Regions from separate parts of the Homo sapiens genome. Here region 2 is linked to region 1. Evidence: chromatin loops called from intact Hi-C (ENCODE). Cell type or tissue: A673. All regions are shown on one strand. Each heading gives the region's core, and the rest is flanking DNA. Links, peaks and the distances in the headings are about the cores only. Region 1 holds the start of WT1 (WT1 transcription factor). Region 2 has its middle 110 kb from the start of WT1-AS.

What was found. Peaks named below come from ENCODE experiments on the same cell type or tissue, not always from the same donor. Only the 100,000 strongest peaks of a DNase experiment are listed, where the experiment ranks them.
Region 2: a loop joins it to region 1, with 4 times the contacts of the local background. A loop is called at or near these places in 7 of 110 quality-filtered maps.

The regions. Positions count from the first base shown.
Region 1 is chr11:32,433,107-32,436,011 of GRCh38, reverse strand. It overlaps WT1 (WT1 transcription factor), which reads left to right and starts at 473. Exons shown (of 10, transcript NM_024426.6): 1 at 473-1,312. The coding sequence starts at 652. It overlaps WT1-AS (WT1 antisense RNA), which reads right to left and starts at 494. Exons shown (of 5, transcript NR_120548.1): 1 at 166-494. RefSeq lists cis regulatory regions at 1-71, 56-93, promoters at 278-380, 22-672, 1-672, 2,010-2,743, enhancers at 400-432, 1,540-2,124 and a silencer at 2,695-2,832. In A673, for the core only: a CTCF peak has its summit at 1,339; DNase peaks (open chromatin) are centred at 421, 711 and 1,468; H3K4me3 peaks cover 1,519 bases; H3K27me3 peaks cover 2,367 bases.
Region 2 is chr11:32,322,445-32,325,349 of GRCh38, reverse strand. No RefSeq gene overlaps it. Among named protein-coding and RNA genes, the nearest start is that of WT1-AS, 110 kb to the left of the region's middle. In A673, for the core only: a CTCF peak has its summit at 1,638 (motif pointing left); a DNase peak (open chromatin) is centred at 1,629.

The sequences.
Region 1 (2,905 bases), core at 279-2,778:
GCAAGGGTATACGCTTCTTTGAAGCTTGACTGAGTTCTTTCTGCGCTTTCCTGAAGTTCCCGCCCTCTTGGAGCCTACCTGCCCCTCCCTCCAAACCACTCTTTTAGATTAACAACCCCATCTCTACTCCCACCGCATTCGACCCTGCCCGGACTCACTGCTTACCTGAACGGACTCTCCAGTGAGACGAGGCTCCCACACTGGCGAAGGCCAAGAAGGGGAGGTGGGGGGAGGGTTGTGCCACACCGGCCAGCTGAGAGCGCGTGTTGGGTTGAAGAGGAGGGTGTCTCCGAGAGGGACGCTCCCTCGGACCCGCCCTCACCCCAGCTGCGAGGGCGCCCCCAAGGAGCAGCGCGCGCTGCCTGGCCGGGCTTGGGCTGCTGAGTGAATGGAGCGGCCGAGCCTCCTGGCTCCTCCTCTTCCCCGCGCCGCCGGCCCCTCTTATTTGAGCTTTGGGAAGCTGAGGGCAGCCAGGCAGCTGGGGTAAGGAGTTCAAGGCAGCGCCCACACCCGGGGGCTCTCCGCAACCCGACCGCCTGTCCGCTCCCCCACTTCCCGCCCTCCCTCCCACCTACTCATTCACCCACCCACCCACCCAGAGCCGGGACGGCAGCCCAGGCGCCCGGGCCCCGCCGTCTCCTCGCCGCGATCCTGGACTTCCTCTTGCTGCAGGACCCGGCTTCCACGTGTGTCCCGGAGCCGGCGTCTCAGCACACGCTCCGCTCCGGGCCTGGGTGCCTACAGCAGCCAGAGCAGCAGGGAGTCCGGGACCCGGGCGGCATCTGGGCCAAGTTAGGCGCCGCCGAGGCCAGCGCTGAACGTCTCCAGGGCCGGAGGAGCCGCGGGGCGTCCGGGTCTGAGCCGCAGCAAATGGGCTCCGACGTGCGGGACCTGAACGCGCTGCTGCCCGCCGTCCCCTCCCTGGGTGGCGGCGGCGGCTGTGCCCTGCCTGTGAGCGGCGCGGCGCAGTGGGCGCCGGTGCTGGACTTTGCGCCCCCGGGCGCTTCGGCTTACGGGTCGTTGGGCGGCCCCGCGCCGCCACCGGCTCCGCCGCCACCCCCGCCGCCGCCGCCTCACTCCTTCATCAAACAGGAGCCGAGCTGGGGCGGCGCGGAGCCGCACGAGGAGCAGTGCCTGAGCGCCTTCACTGTCCACTTTTCCGGCCAGTTCACTGGCACAGCCGGAGCCTGTCGCTACGGGCCCTTCGGTCCTCCTCCGCCCAGCCAGGCGTCATCCGGCCAGGCCAGGATGTTTCCTAACGCGCCCTACCTGCCCAGCTGCCTCGAGAGCCAGCCCGCTATTCGCAATCAGGGTAAGTAGGCCGGGGAGCGCCCCCTACGCGCGGGGCAGTGGCGCCAGGGACTCTCCGCTCTAGGACACCCCCCTCTCCTACCCCTTTTGACCGCAGCTCTTACCCAGCTGCTTCCCAAGGGCCGTGAGGATAGCGGAAGCGGCGGCTGGGGAGGAGGCCGGAGAGTGGGAGTGCACGCAGGCACTGGCCCCCGACATCCTCCAAAGCCAGGCAGAGCTAGGAGCCTGACTGTTCGCAAGAGCCGGGAGGGCGTCTGGGGCCCCTTAGAGTCCGAGAGATTCCGGGACTGCTAGTCCCCACGGGAGTGGAACCAGGAGACCGGCGCAGTGTCTGGCTCTGCCTTGGGGAGAGTTTTGTTAATTAAGGAAACGCCAAATTGTCACCAAGCGTAGCGCTTTTCAGACGTCTGGACTCTGGATTCGGAGTGGGACCAGCGCGGGGGTGAGCGCCTGTGCTGTGCTGCCTCCGCAGCGCTAAAATGTCCAGGAGCACCTCCAGCCCTTATAATACGGTGTTGGCACACACTTAGGTGCACATTAAGTATCGTAGAGAACTAGAATGAGCACATGCACCTCCAGTAACTAAATGGCTTTCTGGAACAGCGTCGTGTCCGTGGATAGCTCCCGCGTATGGTAATACAGAAGTGGATCTTCACTGGGCTTCGCTCAGGCGGCGGCCACGCAGGTTCTGGGGATGGAAGAGAACTTGACTTATCCGAGTCCAAGCTATGCGGGACCAGGTTCTACCGCAGGCAGTGGAAGGAGGCACGAGCTTTGGCCTTTCTTTCAGCGCATCTGGGGCGCCTCTTCATCTTGTAAACGCGGGGCTCAGCTGGGACAGTATTTCTTCAAGACCTGGGGTTAGAACAAGGACAGGGTTATTCGCTGTGCTTAGTCAGGATACAAGGAGGGAACTCGGCACACGATAAGTATCAGGTTGGTTTCTCATCCCGCGCCGATGCCCGCCCACCTCTCTTTCGCCTGGGCGGCGCGGACCCGAACCTGCGGAGCCCCTGTAGTTTGCCCTCTTCATTTATTTTCAGTGGATTTCCACGCTATTGAGAACCTAAGCCAGTTCGGTTTGATTCGGTAATTTAGTAAACGCTTTACTAATACAATGGCGGATGCTTTTCCTGGAGCAAAATTACTCGAGGGCCTAGGGACCGGGATGTTTTTGGAATGCGTGGGAAGCAGAGTGTATCTTTTGCAGGAGGTACCTTCGCCCAAGGCTCGGGAGAAGGGCTCTGCCCTTGTTGCCCGCCTTCACCCGCGCCTTCTAAACGCGCGTCTTCAGGCCGCTCCTACCTTAGCCTAACCAGGAGCACCCGGCCCCCGCGAAGCCTTGGAGAAATCGAAACCGCCCTTTTCTTCGGGAGAATCTGGGATCACTGTCCTGTGGAGGAACCGCAAGCAGACCCAAGGGTTGCCTCCACTCTATGCTTTTAGTTAGTGAAATTAGTGTTTTGTACTCAAGGGGCGTTGGGACAACTTACTGGTCGCTGAGGCTTGTGTTCTTTGATCAGATCGCGCCACCTTTGTTTAGCAGGCTGGTGTTACTTTTGGGGAGTTTCTAGGTCTCAGTGTCCCCGTCTAT
Region 2 (2,905 bases), core at 95-2,594, 110 kb after region 1:
TTTTGAGTGGGAGAGAAGAACAGATTAGAAGCGAAGAGCAGATTGGTGGACTGGAGGGAGATGGAAACCAGAGTCCTTTCCTCAGCCCACCTTCCCACACCAACCTTCTTTCCTCTTTCCCAGCGGAATCTGGCTCAGAGAAAACAAAACAAATTTGAGCTATTAGGTGTGGCATATTTTCAAGGCTAGTTGGGAAGTAGCCACTTGATGAGGTTTGTTTTGTTTTGTTTTGTTTTGTTTTTTTCTTTTTTCCGTCTTGCCAGCCTCACAGGGAACCAGATTTTTTTTTTTTTTTTTTTTTTTTGAGACGGAGTCTCGCTCTGTCTCCCAGGCTGGAGTGCAGTGGCGCAGTGGTGTGATCTCAGCTCACTGCAACTTCCGCCTCCTGGGTTCAAGCGATTCCCCTGCCCCAGCCTCCCGAGTAGCTGGGATTACAGGCGCATGCCACCACGCCCGGCTAATTTTTTTGTATTTTTAGTAGAGACGGGTTTTCACCGTATTAGCCAGGATGGTCTCGATCTCCTGACCGCGTGATCCGCCCACCTCGGCCTCCCAAAGTGCTGGAATTACAGGAGTGAGCCACCGCGCCTGGCCGGAAAACACAATTATATTCAGTATTTGCATGGGGATACCCATGAACTACTAGCTTGAGGTGTTCATAGATTCAGAATTAGATCGTGCTCCATTCCTTTCAATGATAACATTTCTTTTCGAAGCTGGGATTTTGGTAGTTGCCGTGATAAAAATTGAGTACTGCATGAAAATCAGGGTGGAATAGAAAATCAGGGTAGCAGTCAGTGTTCAATCTTATTCCAGAGTTTAAGAAATTTCCAAAATGACCAATGGGTTTACACATTCAATTAATAAGTAATTGTGTTTAGTTAAGAATGGAATAAAAATGTTTTTTCAATGTGTGTGTATTAACTTTTCAAATGGCTACTCAACTGTTAGGACATAAATGCTTTTTAAGTCGTTTGGACTTCACCACTTAACAAATGGAGCTGTTAGGTATTTCTTTCCTCCCTGGGGTACCATGAAAAATTACCAAGACACTAAGGGCACTGTGTACCAAGAGAATTTGGGAATCTCTGCTTTAATCTGTCAGAAAATACCCTAAATTGTATATTTGCTTTTAAATACATTAAACATGGAATTGGAGATGAGATGGCAAGAAAAAGAAAATAAATATTTTGCCATAAAGTGAAGGTATTTCTAAAGTAAATACCTTTATTTTTCTGATTATAAAATTAGTATGTATAGGTTATTTTTAAAAATCCAGAAAGGTGCAAAACGGAAATTAAAACCTCCATATTCCCAACTCCCTGAGATATAACAGCTGCCAACTTCCAGGCTCCTCTTCCAGGCTCCTCTTCCAGGCTTTTTTCTGTATGTATTTAAGACAGGTATTTTACAAAAATTGAATCATATATATTCTACTATTTATTGTTTTTTTAAAATTAACTATATAACAGTCATTTTCTCGTGTTAACGTGTATATATTTGTAATCATACATAAGGCTTATACATTTACTTTAAGCAGACTTACACTTTCAAGGGAGAAAAACCTCTCAATTCTAAAACCTTTATTACTAATTGTAGGAGGATTCTACTATTAAGAGTAGCTCAACTGTGCCCCCTTGTGGCTTGATGCAATATTTAACATTTTTCTTCAAATGTATTTGTGTAAAAGCCTTGTATTATGTATGACATGAAGGATATAAAGATGAATGAAAATAAGATCTACGCTAGGAGCTCATAGTCTACCAGGGGAGATTAGACATATAATTAAATAACTATGACAGGAAATAAAAAGTATTTGGGAGGCCGAGGCGGGTGGATCACCTGAGGTCAGGAGTTCTAGACCAGCCTGGCCAACATGGTGAAACCCTGTCTCTACTAAAAGTACAAAAAAAAAAAAAAAAAAAAAAAAAAAATTAGCCGGGCATGGTGGCGCATGCCTGTAATCCCAGCTACTCGGGAGGCTGAAGCAGAATTGCTTGAGCCCGGGAGATGGAGGTTGCAGTGAGCCGAGATTGCGCCACTGCACTCCAGTCCAGGTGACAAAGCAAGAGTCTGTCTCAAAAAAAAAAAAAAAAAAAAAAAGAAAAGAAAAGAAAAAGTAATTAGGTATCATAAGAAAGCTATTGTTAAAATCCCATAATCCATCTGTGAAGATTAAAGACTTCATGACACATTCACCACAGAGGCAGCAACAACGATAACAGAGAACATTTACTGAGTGCTTATGATCCAGGAACTACTTTTTTTTTTTTTTTTTTTTTTTTGAGACGGAGTCTTGCTCTGTCGCCCAGGCTGGAGTGCAGTGGTGTAGTCTCGGCTCACTGCAGCCTCTGCCTCTCGGGCTCAAGCACTTCTCCTGCCTCAGCCTCCTGAGTAGCTGAGATTACAAGTGCATGCCACCATACCTGGCTAATTTTTGTATGTTTTTAGTAGAGACGGGGTTTCACCATGTTGGTCAGGCTGATCTCGAATTCCTGACCTTGTGATCCGCCTGCCTCAGCCTTCCAAAGTGCTGGGATTACAGGCATGAGCCACCGCGCCTGGCCCAGGAACTACTTTTTTGCGTTTTTCATGTTTCATTTTTTCAAAGATGGGATATTTCTGATCTAGGGCTTTAAACATGGATACGAATCCCAGGCTAAGGAATGTGACCGTAATTCTGTTGACAGGCGTGAGAACCAGTGATTCACATTTTTGATGGGGAGGTAATTTGATCAGAGCTGGAGAGATTAACCTTTCAGCAATGTGAAGGATGAGAGACTCAGAGCAGAGGGACCAGTTAGGAGGCTACTGCAATGGTCCAAATAGGATCTAATGCCACTCTGAAGAGGTACCACAGAAAATGGAGAGGAGGGAATGAACTTGGGCTTTAATAGGACGCCAG